Linked DNA regions of Homo sapiens: region 2 is linked to region 1. A link is a loop called in an ENCODE intact Hi-C map of the cell type or tissue named here. Cell type or tissue: heart left ventricle. All regions are shown on one strand.

Region 1 (8,000 bases):
TGAATCACTGCACCTGGCCTTTTTTTTTTTTTTTTTTTTTGAGACAGGGTCTTGCTCTGTTGTCCAGGCTGGAGTGCAGGGGCATGATCTCGGCTCACTGCAATCTACACCTCCAGGGTTCAAGCAATTCCTGTGCCTCAGCCTTCAGAGTAGCTGGGACTACAGGCATGTGCCACCATGCCTGGCTAATTTTTGTATTTTTTAGTAAAGACGGGGTTTCACCATGTTGGCCAGGCTGGGTGCCTTTCTAACTCCTGGCCTCAAGTGATCCACCCATCTCAGCCTCCTAAAGTGCTAGGATTACAGGCGTGAGCCACTGCACCCAGCCTGTATTTCTATTTACTAGTAATGAACAATGAAATTTGAAATTTAAAAACCGATACCAGGCTGGGCACAGTGGTTCATGCCTATAATCCCAGCACTTTGGGAGGCCGAGGCGGGTGGATCACCTGAGGTCAGGAGTTTGAGACCAGCCTGGCCAACATGGTGAACCCCCATCTTTACTAAAAATACAAAAATTACCCAGGTGCAGTGGCAGGTGCCTGTAATCTCAGCTATTCATGAGGCTGAGGCAGGAGAATCGCTTGAACACAGGAGGTGGAGGTTGCAGTGAGCCAAGATCACACCACTGCACACCCCAGTCTGAGCGAAGAGCGAGACTAGGTCTAAAAAAATAAAAACAAAAAAACCCCCACAAAAACAACAACAACAACAAAAAACCACCAAAAAACCCAATACTATTTACAAAGCATTTCCTAAAATGAAATATTGAGGTTTAAATATAACAAATTATATGCAGGACTATATGCTAAAATTGCAAAACACAGATAAAACTCAATCCCAATAAAAACCCCAGCAGGATTTTTCGTAGATAACAACAATCTAATTATAAAATTTATAGGGACAGGCAAAGAAACTAGAATAGCCAAAATGATGTTGAAAAAATAAACAAAATTGGAAGACTCATACTCATTTCAAAACTTACTATAAAGCAATGGTGTGACCCTGATGAAAGGTAGACACATACATCAATGGGACAGAATAGAGATTCAAGAAACAGACTTTTGACAAATGTACAAAAAATAATTGCGGGTCACATGTCTTACAATGGACTTATATCACAATATATAAAGAACTCTCAGAACTAAACAGTAAGAAAAACAATTTAAAAATGTGGCTGGGTGTGGTGGCTCATGCCTGTAATCCCAGCACTTTTTTTTTTTTTTTTTGAGACGGGGTTTCACTCTATCACCCAGGCTGGAGTGCGGTGGTGCCATCTCGGCTCACTGCAACCTCCGCCTCCCGGGTTCAAGCAATTCTCCTGCCTCAGCCTCCCAAGTAGCTAGGATTACAGGTGCCCACCACCACGCCTGGCTAATTTTTTTTGTATTTTTAGTAGAGACAGTGTTTCACCATGTTGGCCAGGCTGGTTTCAAACTCCTGACCTCAAGTGATCCGCCCATCTCGACCTCCCAAAGTGCTAGGATTAAAGGCGTGAGCCACCATGCCCGGCCTGTGATCCCAGCATTTTGGGAGGCCGAGGCGGGCAGATGGCTTGAGTTTAGGAGTTCAAGACCAGCCTAGGCAACATGGTGAAAACCTGTCTCTACAAAAAAGTACAAAAATTAGCCAAGCTTGGTGGCATGTGTCTGTAGTCCCAGCTACTCAGGAGGCTGAGCGGGAAGGATTGCTTGAGCCCAGGAGGTGGAAGTTGCAGGCGGGAGCCAAGATTATACCACTGCACCAATGCTCCAGCATGGGTGATAGAGCCAGACCCTGTCTCAAAACAAAACAAAACAAAAACAAAAGCATGAAAGATTTGAACAGACACATCACTAAAAAAGACACACAGATGGCAAACAGATGAAAGGATGGACATCATTAGTCATTAGAGAAAGGAAAATTAAAACCACTAGCACCTATCGGAATTGCTAACATAAAAAAAAAAATGGCACTACCAAGTGCCAAGGATACACAGCAGCCAGAACCCTCATAGGTTGCTGGTGAGAGCGTAAAATGATACAATTTGGGAAACAATTTGGCATTTTCTTATAAAATTAAACATATACTTGCCTTACAACCTAGTGATCCTATTTATTTTATCCAAGATAAATGAAAACATGTTCACACAAAAACCAGTAAGTAAAGGTTTATAGCAACTTTATGAATAATCATGAAAAATTGGAAATAACTCCAATGTCCTTCAACTGGTGAAGAGATGAATAAACAAGAGTACATCTGCACAATGGAATAAAAAGGAATAAATGATTGATTCACATACCATCATGAATGAATTAAATGCACTTTGCTAAATGACAGAAACTAGATCCAAATACTACATGTCGTAAGATTCCATTTATCTACTGAAAAGATAAAACTACAGACAAAAAACACACCAGTAGTTGCCACGGGTTGGAAGGAGTAGGGAGAGGGGTTGGCTATAAAAAGGCAGCATGGGCCGGGAACAGTGGCTCACACCAGTAATACCAGCCCTTTGGGAGCCCAAGGTAGGAGGATTGCTTGAGCTCAGGAGTTCGAGACCAGTCTGGGCAATATAGTGAGACCTGGTCTCTACTAAAATTAAAAAAAAAAAATTAGCTGGGCATGGTGGCACATGCTTGTAGTCCCAGCTACTCAAAGGGCTGAGGCAGGAGGATTGCTCAAATCTGGGATGTCAAGGCTGCAGTGAGCCCTGATCACACCACTGCATGCCAGCTTGGGCAACAGAGCAAGACCCTGTCTCAGAAAGAAAAGAAAAGAAAAGAAAAAGGCAGCATGAAGACATTTTGGGAGTGATGTGATTGTAGTTTAAGATTATCTGTGTGAAACTGTGGTGGTGGGTAGCCATCTCTAAGCATTTATCAAAATTAACTGAACTGTACCCCATAGTGAATTTTACTGAATGTAATTTAAAAATCCACCAAGATGTGGAGAGAAAGATGGAATGAAGTCTGGGGAAATGAATACAATCACATTGCAAATGAATTGCATAACCACACTGAAGAGAGTGGGGGAGAAAGGAGTATAATTAAATAGCTTTGGAACATGTTTTGAATAGATACTGAAGACTGAAAACAACTGTGTACAAACACTGTTCTAGCTGGCAAATCCATTTCTCAGAGCTATGATTTACTAAGTCCAAAATATATGTAACCAGGATTGAACAAATGAGCAAATTATTATAATGAGAAGCCAGGTTTCTTGCTGTTACAACTAAGAGAGACAGCTAGAATGAATCCTGTGGTGCCAGATTGAAGTTGGAGGGACTTAGTTTTTGTTTTATAACACAAGGACAGATACAGAAATAAACAGAAGTTTATGTGCATGGATTATATACTACATATTTCCTAGCTTTATGCACTGAAAAGGACTAGAATATGTCAAACATAGGGAAAAGGAGGGAAAATATCCAATAATTATTTGTCTTATTAGCTAAAGATGTTAGCCATTGTCAATTTTCTTGTTTTGTTTCTGTTTTTGAGACAGAGTCTCTCGCTCTGTCACCCAAGCTGGAGTGCAGTGGCGCGATCTCAGCTCACTGCAAGCTCCGCCTCCCAGGTTCACGCCATTCTCCTGCCTCAGCCTCCCAAGTAGCTGGGACTACAGGCGCCCGCCACCACGCCCGGCTAATTTTTTGTATTTTTAGTAGAGATGGGGTTTCACTATGTTAGCCAGGATGATCTCAATCTCCTGACCTTGTGATCCACCCGCCTCGGCCTCCCAAAGTGCTGGGATTACAGGCATGAGCCACTGCACCCGGCCCTCAATTTTCTTGTTTTTGAGACAGGGTCTTGCTCTGTTGCCCAGGCCGGAGTGCAGTGGTGCGATCTCAGCTTACTGCTCCCTCCATTTCCCAGGATCAAGGAATCCTCCTGCCTCAGCCCCCTTGAGTAGCTGGGGCTACAAACATATGCCACCATGCCCAGCTAAATTTTTTGAATTTTAGTAGAGACAAGGTCTCATCCATGATCTAACAGACTGAATAGAATTTATTATTATTATTATTTGAGGCCAGATGCGGTGGTTCATGCCTGTAATCCCAGCACTTTGGGAGGCGGAGGCGGGCAGATCACCTGAGGTTGGGAGTTCGAGATCAGCCTGACCAACAAGGTGAAACCTCAAGTCTCGACCCCAAGTGATCCACCCGCCTCAGCCTCCCAAAGTGCTGGCATTACAGGCATGAGCCACTGGGCCCAGCCTGAATAGAATTTGGACAATTAATTTTAACTATAAGTAACATGCCACAGGGTGGAGCTATGACCATGCTTTCATAATTTGCAGACATTTCCTATGTGAAAAACAGATGCACTTTCAATAGCAGGTGCAGCTGTACCCATGTCTTCCAAACCCTGATTCAGAAATCCACTATTTCGGCCAGGCACAGTGGCTCACGCCTGTAATCCCAGCACTTTGGGAGGCCGAGGTGGGAGGATTGAGTCCAGGAGTTCAAGATCAGCCTTGACAATGTGGCAAAACTCTGTCTCTATTTAAAGAAAGTGCTGGCCAGGTGCAGTGGCTCATGCCTGTAATCCTAGCACTCCATCTCAAACAAACAAACAAACAAACAAACAAACAAAAGAGTCTTGTTCTGTTGCCCAGGCTGAAGTGCAGTGGCATAATCATAGGTCACTACAGGCTTGACCACCTAGACTCAAGGGATCCTCCCGCCTCAGCCTCCCAAGCAGCCGGTACTACAGGTGTGCACCCTATCTCTGGCTAAATTTACATTTTGTGGCTAGCGTCTCACTAGCCCAGGCTAGTCTCCAACTCCTGACCTCAAGCGACCTTCCTGCTTCAGCCTCCCAAAATGCTGGGATTATGGGTATGAGCCACCATCCCCAGCTGAACTGTTTAATAAATATTCTAAAACTAAATTTGGTATACTAGAGTAGAGCTCAAGATAAAAAGTAAAAAAACTAAATTGTTTTAATAACTGAAATAAATAACTGGAGAAACAAGCAGATTAGGAAGGAGGTTTTCCCTAGGTCTTTACTGGAATAGTGAAGTTAGTTTCTCACTTTTAAGGTTGAAATGCCCATCAGAAATACCCCATCTGTTTTGCTTTGTATCTGACATCTTGTGCCAAATTGGCATGCAATAGTGGATTACTTTTTTGTTTTGAGACAGTCTTGCACTGTTGCCCAGGCTGGAGTGTAGTGGTGTGATTTTGGCTCACTACAACCTCTTCCCTCCCAGGTTCAAGTGATTCTCCTGCCTCAGCCTCCCAAATAGCTGGGATTATAGGTGCCCGGCACCATTACCAGCTAATTTTTTGTATTTTTAGTACCCACCGGGTTTCACCATGTTGGCCAGGCTGGTCTCGAACTCCTGACCTCGTGATTCACCCTCCTCAGCCTCCCAAAGTGCTGGGATTACAGGCGTGTGCCACCGCGCCCAGCACTTTCTTTTATATTTTTGAGACGGAGTCTCGCTCTGTCGCCCAGGCTGGAGTAGTGGCAAGATCTCGGCTCACTGCAAGCTCCACCTCCCGGATTCACGCCATTCTCCTGCCTCAGCCTCCAAAGTAGCTGGGACCACAGGCGCCCACCACCACGCCCAGCTAATTTTTTGTATTTTTAGTAGAGACGGGATTTCACTGTGTTAGCCAGGATGGTCTCGAACTCCTGAGCTTGTGACCTGCCCGCTTTGGCCTCCCAAAGTGCTGGGATTACAGACGTGAGCCACTGCACCCGGCCAGACTCTTGTGTCTTTAAAAAAAAAAAAGTTAAACCTAGAACTACCATATGACTCGGTAATCTCACTCTTATGTATATATCCAAAAGAACCAAAAATAGGAGTTGAAACAGATAGTTGTACACCAATGTTCATAGCAGCATAATTCACAATAGCCAAAAGGTAGAAACAACCTAACTGATCATCAAATAAAATGTAGTATATGCACACTATGGAATATTATTCAGCCCTAAAAATAAATTTTGCTACATGCTACTACATGGACCTTAAAACACGCTAAGTGCATTAAGACGGACACACAAAAACAAATATTTTATGATTCCACTTATATAAGGTACCCAGAAAAGGCAAATTCACAGACAGAAAGCAGAATTGTGGTTACTAGTGGTTGTGGCGAGGAAAGAATGGGAAGTTATTATTTAACAGGTACAGAGTTTATGTTTGTGAAGGCTGGACATGGTGGCTCATGCCTGTAATCCCAGCATGGGGTGTGGGAGGCTGAGGCAGAAGGATGGCTCGAAGCCAGGAGTTCGAGGCTGCAGTAAGCTATGACTGTGCCACTGCATTCCAGCCTGGGTGACAGAGTAAGACACTGTCTCTAAAAACAAAACGGAGTTTATGTTGATGATAATGAGAACATTTTGGGTATACATAATGGTGGCTGTTATACAACATTATGACTGTATTTCAATGCCACTGAATTATACACTTACAAATGGTTAATAAGTATTATTTTATGTATATTTTACCACAGTCGAAAATTCCCAAATTATCCAAACACAATCAGTAATTAAATGCCTACCATATGTATGGCATTGGGCCAAAAGATAAACGTGTGTTTACAGTACCCACATGGCTTTGTTCTCCATTTCCCACAGATGTAGGCAAATGTGTAATTAACTAACATCATGCCTCCTATAGGGCCACATGTCACTTCCAATATCAGGAAAATGACCTGTTCTGAAGTGCTCATCCATTTTCCAGGCCCAACCAGACCCCAAAATACATCGTTTATGCAGAGGACTTGGAACACATTCAAAACAGTACATACTTTATTTTCAAGCATACAAGAAACACTAAACTCTTCCAGTGCCAGTACACTCTCCATGAATTCTTCATATAGAATTGGGTATATTGGAAGCAAGTTGTTTCTGGTGAAATTTCTGATGATCAGGAATCAAGACTCAGTAGCCCTAAAGGAAGAGAGTTTTGTATCCAATATCCTCAAAACCAAGACATAGTATATTTTACTTTCAAAGTAAACTATAAACATTTTACCATATCCTTCAATCCATAAAGCATCTCACTGTGAAATGATCCATGTTGACTCTGCATAATTCTCAGAAGTCACTTCAAGTGATGAGGGACTAACTATAAAACATGCATTATTTGAAGTACATGAGCATGAAACATCGAAGTCTACAACTTATCTTAAAAGAAAGAGTAAGTTCCACCAGCTTTTTATTGTTTGAATAACAGAACACACAAAACCAGGCAGAGAAGTCCGCAAGGAGATGATGATCATATTTCACTGTTTTTTGGCCTTTTGGTCCTTCATCTTTCAAGCACTTACTGTATTTTCCTTTAGCGATTTAAACATTTATTTTGATCACAAATGCAATTCAAGTGTGAATAAATAAACGTATTATCTTTTAGCACCCTTCCCCGCTTGTTCCTTTAAATAGAAAAAAGTGCTAAATGTCTCTTTATAGCCTATTGGCCATAGCTGTCCCACCTATGGTTTTAAAAACAGACTGTAACTTGATCTTCTGAAATCCTTCTCGAACCACAACTCGTTCTGTTAAAGAAATCCTAGGAAAGAAGTCCTACTGATATTGTCGATAGTCTCCAAAAGGTGAGGAAGGTAACTGAGTTGAAGGCAACTGGGAGGGGTCTTCTGCAAACTGAGGACCTGCAAGTGAGAAATAAAAAGGATTTAAAAATCACCTGAATATTATATTATTAAAAAGAACAAATCTCTATAGAGAGTAAATCAATCAACAACAAAAAAATGTGCTAAATTAAAGCTATAACCCTAAATTTCTTTATAGATCTGCCTAATTCCCATAAGAGTACTGGAGAACCTTCAAATTTGGTATAACATATGACAGACTGGCTTGCTATGCTCCAGAATGAACAGTTTTCAAACACTATGCTAGGAAAGTCAGACGGATTAATTATAGCAAGAAGCAAACTTCAAGTTTTTAAAGCAATTGCTGTAACAAGCTGCCATATATCAAGATTAGAAGAGTTTCTCCCACTTCTTGTCATATTTTTCAGTAGCTATTTAAAATTATTTTCACAAA
Region 2 (8,000 bases), 95 kb after region 1:
TTGTCAGTCTTTAAGTCCTACTGACTTTATCTTGTCAACATCTCTAATCCAGCTCTTCCACCCTATCCCCTCTAGTTACAACCTTAGTTCAGGCTCTGGGTTTTCCCACCTGGACTGCTGTAGCTGCTGCCAGACTGCATTCCTTTCTCCCATCTCCCACCCCTTCAATCCAGGTTCCAAGTCACCCTTCTAGTCACATTTGCATCAACACTGCAACACTTTTCTAAGACACAAAACCTGATCACTTCCCTGTTTAGTTATCTTGGGTAGTCTCCCATTCTCTAGAGGAAGCAGGTCTTGAAGGATCCTTCACAATCTGCCCCCCACTTGTCCTTCCAGCTTTATTTCTGGCCAGGACTCCCGTGAACTTAAGCATAAATATCAGTACTTGTAACGTGCTTATAAGGTCTGAAAATGAAATTGTTTCATGACGGCCTTTTCTTACTTTTTCTCTGCAATGTCTTACCCCACTCTCATCTGCCTGGCAAATGCACAGGAAAGGCAAAACAAATAGGCAACAAGTACAAGCTGCTTGGACTATAATCACACACTTGCAGGGTGACCTTTGATAGGTTAACAATATCTGTCTGCTTCAGTTTCATCAATCTGTAAAACTGGGTGAGCAAAGTGGACTACTTTGTAAGGTTAGTAGGTGGTCTGAGGTAAAAGTATTTAGCATACCCACTGGCGTTTAAATACTCCAGAAGCAGGTATTGTTAGCTCCTTGCAAGTGTTCAAGGGTTGCCTTCTCCATGCAACTTACCCGACTTCCTCCCCCAGGTTACCATTAGCCAGTTCCTTTTTTGGGCAGTGGGAACTAAACCCAGTACACTTATTTCTCTCACAGCACTCCCCACATTTATTATACTACAGATGCTTTTCAGCTTATAATGGGGCTACATCCCAATAAACCCAACAAAAGTTGAAAATACCGTTAAGTGAAAAATGCATTTAATACACCTAGGCTACCTTAAACCTACTCAGATCACTTACATTAGCTTACAGTTGGGCAAACTCATCTAACACAAAGCCTATTTTATAATAAAGTGTTGAATGTCTCATGTAATTTATTGAATACTGTACTGATTGTATGGATACTTGAAGTACTGTTTCTACCGAATGTGTATAGCTTTTGCACAATCCTAAAGTTGAAAAACTGGAAGTCAAACCATCATTATGTTCAGGCCCATCTGTATTTCTGACCCCCTACTAGACTAGCTCCTTGAGGGAAAGGGCCAAAGCCCTCCAGCATTTAGCACCGGCCTTGCATATCTAATAGAGGTTCATAGTTCACTGAAATGGGGTTGGGGGCAAGAGTAGCCAGAAATTGGCCTTTTATTTCCTACTTACTGATCATGGGTCAGCTTAGCTGGGGTGCAAAAGTATAGTATGTATTTCACTGGACCATCCTTGAACTTCCCAAAGCCATGTCCTGTTTCCTCTTGTCTTCTCTAAGCTAAGCATTCTTAGCTCCTTCAAGCTTCTTTTCCTTGACACGATTTGTCCTCTACATCTTAGCCTTCCTCTGGCAGAGGACTCATCTGTCAGGGAGCCTCCGGTTGAGCACCAGAAGGGAACATGGCAATGAGGATCACTGATAGGCACAGGAAGACTGAAAGGACCTTCCACACTACCCTAGACAACCTGTTTTTATTATCTCATCCTAGAACCACACTGGAGTTTTTTTGGACACATTAACAGTTCCTGGCATAATAAACTTTTTTTTTATTTTAAATTTTAAGAGACAAGGTATTGCCACATTGCCCAGACTGGTCTCAAACTCTTGGGCTTAAGTGATCTGCCCTCCTCAGCCTCCTAAAGTGCTGGGATTACATGGGTGTGGCACCACACCTGGCCCTCCTGGCATAATAAACTTTATTTTTTGAGACAGAATCTTGCTCTGTTGCCCAGGCTGGAGTGCAATGGTGTGATCTCGACTCACTGCAACCTCTGTCTCCCAGGTTCAAGTGATTCTCCCGCCTCAGCCTCCCGAGTAGCTGGGATTACAGGCACGTGCCACCATGCCCAGCTAATTTTTTTATTTTTAGTAGAGGCGGGGTTTCACCACATTGGCCAGGCTGGTCTCGAACTCCTGATCTCAGCTGATTTACCCACCTAGGCCTCCCAAAGTGTTGGGATTACAGGTGTGAGCCACCACACCCAGCCATTAAACTCTTAGTAGCACACAATACTGTTAGTGACAGCACAGTACTCTATAGTCCTCAACTCTGCACAGATGTTATTATCAATCTGCATTTATTGAAATGTTACATTTAGATTCTGCTCATTTTTATAGTTTGTAATGGTATTTGTTTGGATCCTAAATTTGGATTCTAAATTGTCATCCTTCCTAAGGGTTTCTTATTATCTAAAAATTTGATCAGCACTCCTAATTTACTAGTACTATCTCTTGTGTAAATGGCTTCAAATTCTTTTGTGGAATGGGTAAGGCATAAAAAAAGTCATCTGTCACTAATATCAAAGGAGGGGCCAAGGACACAGCCCTGGGGGAACTTACCAGGTCAACCCACAATGGGTGAATTTATAGTTTGTTAGTTAGTGGTCAGTTACCAACTTCTCTGTCTGTCTAATGCTTTGACTAAAATGTCCAGATTATTTACCTAGTTAACAAAATTAAAGAAGATTCTAAGACCAGTTTAGCATCATTTTCTCTGAAGTCCATAATGAATGTCTGTTAAACTCTCGTCACTCTTATTTAGGTGCTTTTGGGTCATTTGTTGTAGGTTCATTCTCCCAAATCAATGTCACATATACGTCTGTAACTTGTGTTATCAGCTTCCTTCCTAGGGCTTTAACTTCTTTTCAGTCTTATAGCATTCCTTCCATTTTCCTTTCAGTTCACTCCAATAAAAGCTCGACAAACTCCTGGGAGCCCCTTGGTGCCCCAGCTGCTGTTTACCAGTCAGGAGACTAAAATGTCTCAGAGCAGCTAAGTGCTCTTTTTTATTTTTACCTCATTTGTCTTACCTTGAACTTTTTAGTTCCTTGTAACCACTTAGCCCTGCCCTTTTCAGACTGAAGCTAGTTCTCTTTGGCCAAAGACAGGAGACAAAATATGGTCTAGAGTTTCTGTCAACATGTACTGGCCTCCAACAGATCTTTTTTCTTCCTGCTGACACTGGACACAGTCTCTCCACTCTTTTTCTCATCAACAGAATGGGAATATCCACTCTGTGAACCTGTTATAAAGGTTAAATGGGATAATGTATATGAAAATGCACTGGAAACACAATTAAGTACCTGCACATCGAGGGGTCCAAGACCTTCTGCTCTCACCCACAGCCGAGTATCTGTTAGCCAGGGGTAGCCCTTAAGTGTTACTAGGGCCCTTTCCTCAGGACTCAAGTTCTCCTGAGGCAGGATGCCCAGTCCTCCCCCAAATCAGCATGAGAGCAGAAAGGACCCTTGCCAAAGGATTTAGGACCACTTTTGGCACTAGATATAGAATGTTTGTCTAATTAGCAGACGCAGAGGGACCCCCATCATTCTCAGTCTGTGTGTGGGAGCCTTAAGCCTTCCCAAGCTCAGCAGTTCAATGCTACTGGCATGAGACCATTCTTTTGTGCCAATATCAGAGGCTGACTTGGCCTTATGCCTTTAGCACCAAATCCGACTGGCACTGCCTTGAGATAAACTATGGAGTCTGCAAGGCCGAGGGTGGTTTTCTCAGCACCACTTGGTCAGATCTGCCATCATTTCCCCAGTATCAGCAACTCCCACAATGCCATGTGAAGCAGCAGGGGCACAAGCAGTTAGCCTCAGAACCTGGCTGGCATGGGACGACTGTGAACATGCCCGCAGGCTTCTCAAAGGTAGTAAAAACTTTTAACTCTACTTCTTCCAATCTCAGTCATGGAGGTTGAACACTGGGGACACCTAGTGGCATGAAGAAATTACCAGCTACAATATCCTTGGGGCCATCCCCTTGAGTGGAGATTCAGATTCACTTTATATTCTTTCTCTTTTTTTTTTTTGAGACAGAGTTTCGCTCCTCTTGTTGCCCAGGCTGTAGTGCAATGGTGCGATCTTGGCTTACTGCAACCTCTGCCTCCCAGGTTCAAGCGATTCTCCTGTCTCAGCCTCCCGAGTAGCTGGGATTACAAGTGCATGCCACCATGCCTGGCTAATTTTTGTATTTTTAGTAGAGACAGGGTTTCATCATGTTGGTCAGGCTGGTCTCGAACTCCTGACCTCTGGTGATCCGCTGGCTTCGGCCTCCGTAAGTGCTGGGATTACAGGTGTGACACACCACGCCCAGCCTATATTCTATTTCTTCTTTGTGAGAATATCAATCTAAAGAAATATCCTGTGGTTATTAAAAATGGGGCACCAGATGTGGGCACTACCAAAAAAAGGGGAACACAGGTTTCATCTTTCTCCCCATGATTTGTGTGTGTGTGTGTGTGTGTGTGTGATTGAGTCTTGCCTTGGAATGCAACGGTGTGATATCGGTTCACTGCAACCTCTGCTTCCCAAGTTCAAGCGATTCTCCTGCCTCAGCATCTCAAGTTAACTGGGATTACAGGCATGCACCACCATGCCCAGCTAATTTTTGTATTTTTAGTAGAAATGCAGGTTTCACTGTGTTGGCCAGGCTAGCCTCAAACTCCTGATCTCAAGTGATCCGCCCATCTCAGCCTCCCAAAGTGCTAGGATTACAGGCGTTAGCCACCGCGCCCAGCCTCTCTCCATGATTTTCTAATCCTCATTTACTCTTTGAACCCCAAACAGACTAAACTTCCCAATTAAGGAATCTCCCTTAAAAATATTTGATTAAACAATGCCAGTTCTTTAAGAATCATTTCAGGCTATGTTTGCCAAGACACACTAGAATGTTTAGACAGGCTCCACCTAATCCTTTCCCCCATTACTTTTACTTACCTTCTAAAGGGAATAGAAGGCAAACAGGTGCTGAGACACCTTATACCATGCAACTAAATTCATTTGTAAAGATTACTTTACTGTCCTAGAAAAATACATGTTGCAAATTTGAGGGCTACAACTTAAGCACTTTAGAGGCTTCCTGAGGGAAAGGGGATAACCTTTGAATATCAGACTCTGTGGTAATGTGTGGGAGAGGCATATTAAATATAGTTGGGTCAGGTGGATTTAAAAAAAATCCCTTTTCCCCATTTTTTTTTTTTTTTCTAAAAAAGGAAGATCAAATTGCCATCTGTCTGGCTTATTTTGTGTGTGCATGTATATATAGGAACAGCTTGAGGGGAAGGGTTATGTCATGCAATGAAGCAAAAACAAGACGACCTCCTCTGACAGAGGAGCCTTAGTGTTGTAGAAGAGAAGCAAGGCTGAGGTCACTGGAAAGGCTTAGAATGAAGCTGCTCTTGCCTGTTCCTCCTGAGAACCCAGAGCAGCAGTGGTCCAGGGCACAAAGCATAATGATCTCTCATGAGGATTCCTATCTGAACACATCAGAAGTCCTATGAACATAGATAGGTCTGTTTTAGAATATAAATGGTAGTGACTTCCTGCGCTCCTGAGGCGGGGCAAAATAATCCATAAACACATAATCCTTCTGGGCAATAATGTTTCTGGACTCGCCAGCAGAGGGCTCTAGGAACAGAGGTGGGGGTAGAGTCGGGGAGAAAAAAGGTTCTAGAGATGGCATGTCTTCAGGGGAACTTTGAGAAATGTCCTTTGTTCCAGCATTCCTAAGTGACGGCACCGGTGAGCCTGGTCTGAATTGTCATCAGTGTCACTGCCGAGGCCAAGGGCCAAGGGTCAAGATGCCACTTTAGGTTGAGAAGAAAGTGCATCTCAAGGCCAGTGAGGGCTGCAAAATGGTTTGCGGCTGGCCCAGAAGGAGCAAATGTAGAAAGGCTCCCCTTTTTAGATGCCGATGGTCTGTAGAACTCGCCTCTCATTGTCATTAAGGTGGCCTGAAAACATTATGTAGCAGGGCTGCTGAGCAAACTGGCAGAGGAAATCTGTGAGATATGCCTGGAGGAAAGAGCAAGAGTGGCATTAGTGAGACATTGCAAGTCACCCATTTGCAGTGGAGCAAGAACCACAATCAAATGGCACAGGGAATGCTGGTTTTTAGACAAATGCCAGCTCCCTGAGGGATGGTCTTTCATGTTCTTGGATCTAGTTTAGGTAATCCACAGGGAAACAACATTTTTCCAAGGCTGTATCACCCCAAGGACCTTCACAACATAGCCTCTAGAAGATGAATTACAACACATCAAGTGCAAAGTTCCAGCCCACCCAAAACCCTGGACCACTCAACAAGACAGGAACTCTTTCCCATGAGGCTCCCATGTTAAATTATAAATGGATTTTTTTTTTTTTTTGAACACAGGGTCTTGCTTTGTCGCCCAGGCTCGAGTGCAGTGGTATGATCACAGCTCACTGCAGCCTTGACCTCTTGGCCTCAAGCGATCCTCCCACCTCAGCCTCCCGAGTAGCTGGGACCACGGGGGTGTGCCACTATGCCCAGATAATTTTTAAATTATTTGTAGAGACAGGGTGTCCCTGCATTGCTCAGACTGGTCTTGAACTCCTGGGCTTAAGCAATCCTCCCGCCTTGACCTCCCAAAGTGTTGGGATTACAGGCATGAGCCACCATGCCTGGCTATAAATGGATTTGAGCCCATATTCCTGTTTCCATGGCCTGGGACATTGTCATTTGCAAGATATCTCTGGACACCCTCACCTGCAGATCAATCTGATAGAGAGGATCCTTCAGGGCATCAGGGTCATCTTCCTCATCATCCTCGTAGTAATCCTCCTCTGTTAGACATAGCCAACACAGGGCGGGTCAGGACAAAGGCCCATGATCAGGCCCTGAGTGGTGATATACTACCACATGACTGAGGCGGAAGGTGCAAAAGCCCAAGAAATGTCCCTGTGGGCCCACCTCTCCCCTTTCTTGGGTACCCCACTGTTGGGATCAGTGTGCAAAGAAAAGGTATTTACCATGGCTGTCCTCTTATCAAACAGCTTACCATATTTACTTGTAGCAAGAATGTCAGATAAAAGTTGGCCAGCTAAACCATCCTCCTCCTCCTCCTCTTCCTCCTCCTGGTCCTCCCACATATCATTGGAGTCATCTACTTGGAGATGAAAAGCAGCTAGAGCTAGAGCACATTCATGCATTTTCCCTCCCCAAATCCAAATAGGCCAGAATAGAAGGGCCCCAAAGGCTTCTGCAATGTGGCTTGTAGTCCCCAGTGAAAGAGAATCAGAAATGGCCAAACCCTCCTGGTTAGTCTCAATGAAAGAACCTGGAGATATAAGTGTTGACAGGCTCTTAAGAAGAATCAAACCAAAGAAGGGCTATGTTAGCTTGCCTCCTGGCTGCCTCCCACCCCAGCCTCTGTGAGATTTCATATGGCAGACTGGAGAAGCAGCTCTACATGCCTAGTGCCTAGCATGGTGCCAGCCACAGAGCAGCCATTCCATCAACTTTTTTTTTCAATTAGTGACTCAACAAACCAAGTTGATAATTTGACAATTTGTAACTTGATCTGCCAGGCTAAAAGTCTCCTGGGAGTAAGGGCCTGGTGCACCTTGACTCCACTCTGCAGGAGTGGCCTGGCGAGCGGCATTAGCCTCCATGACGTTGGAGAGCTCGTTGATGATCAGCTTTAGGATCTTGACCAGCAAAGGAATGTTTGTCCAGCGTTCTGGGTCTGGGAAGGAAGAAAAAGGTTTCAAGTCAGAGTGTCACTGAGCTTACTTCTGGAAGTACCCCTGTCCTCTCCTCAGTGCCACTCACCAGAGTTCACCACCCCTCAGACTTTCACTGTACCTGACTATATCCAGTCTCCAAAGAGTGACTTAAAGTTAAATAACTTTATTGTTTGGTATTGTAACAGTTCAGAAGCTGGGAGAGATGAGAGTTCAGGGATTAAAGGAGATACAGTCTTGTTAGTAATAAAGCTCTGAAACCAAGGAACTGTATAGAGCCAGTACTCCAGTCCCAATGACTTAGAATTTGAGAGACAGCGGAGGTAATT

The links. A loop is a pair of places that touch in the nucleus more often than their neighbours do. Peaks named below come from ENCODE experiments on the same cell type or tissue, not always from the same donor. Only the 100,000 strongest peaks of a DNase experiment are listed, where the experiment ranks them.
Region 2: it touches region 1 in a loop (11-fold over the local background); 72 of 110 quality-filtered maps call a loop at or near these places.

The regions. Positions count from the first base shown.
Region 1 is chr1:201,969,075-201,977,074 of GRCh38, reverse strand. It overlaps TIMM17A (translocase of inner mitochondrial membrane 17A), which reads right to left. Exons shown (of 6, transcript NM_006335.3): 6 at 6,411-7,606. The coding sequence ends at 7,521. Among named protein-coding and RNA genes, the nearest start is that of SNORA70H, 5.4 kb to the left of the region's middle. RefSeq lists a silencer at 6,105-6,282. In heart left ventricle, a CTCF peak has its summit at 4,237 (motif pointing right); no DNase peak of the experiment used is centred here.
Region 2 is chr1:201,873,923-201,881,922 of GRCh38, reverse strand. IPO9 (importin 9) reads right to left here. Exons shown (of 24, transcript NM_018085.5): 21 at 7,551-7,673; 22 at 6,987-7,091; 23 at 6,695-6,771; 24 at 1-5,979. The coding sequence ends at 5,869. Among named protein-coding and RNA genes, the nearest start is that of SHISA4, 11 kb to the left of the region's middle. In heart left ventricle, CTCF peaks have their summits at 3,898 (motif pointing left) and 5,575 (motif pointing right); no DNase peak of the experiment used is centred here; H3K27ac peaks cover 677 bases.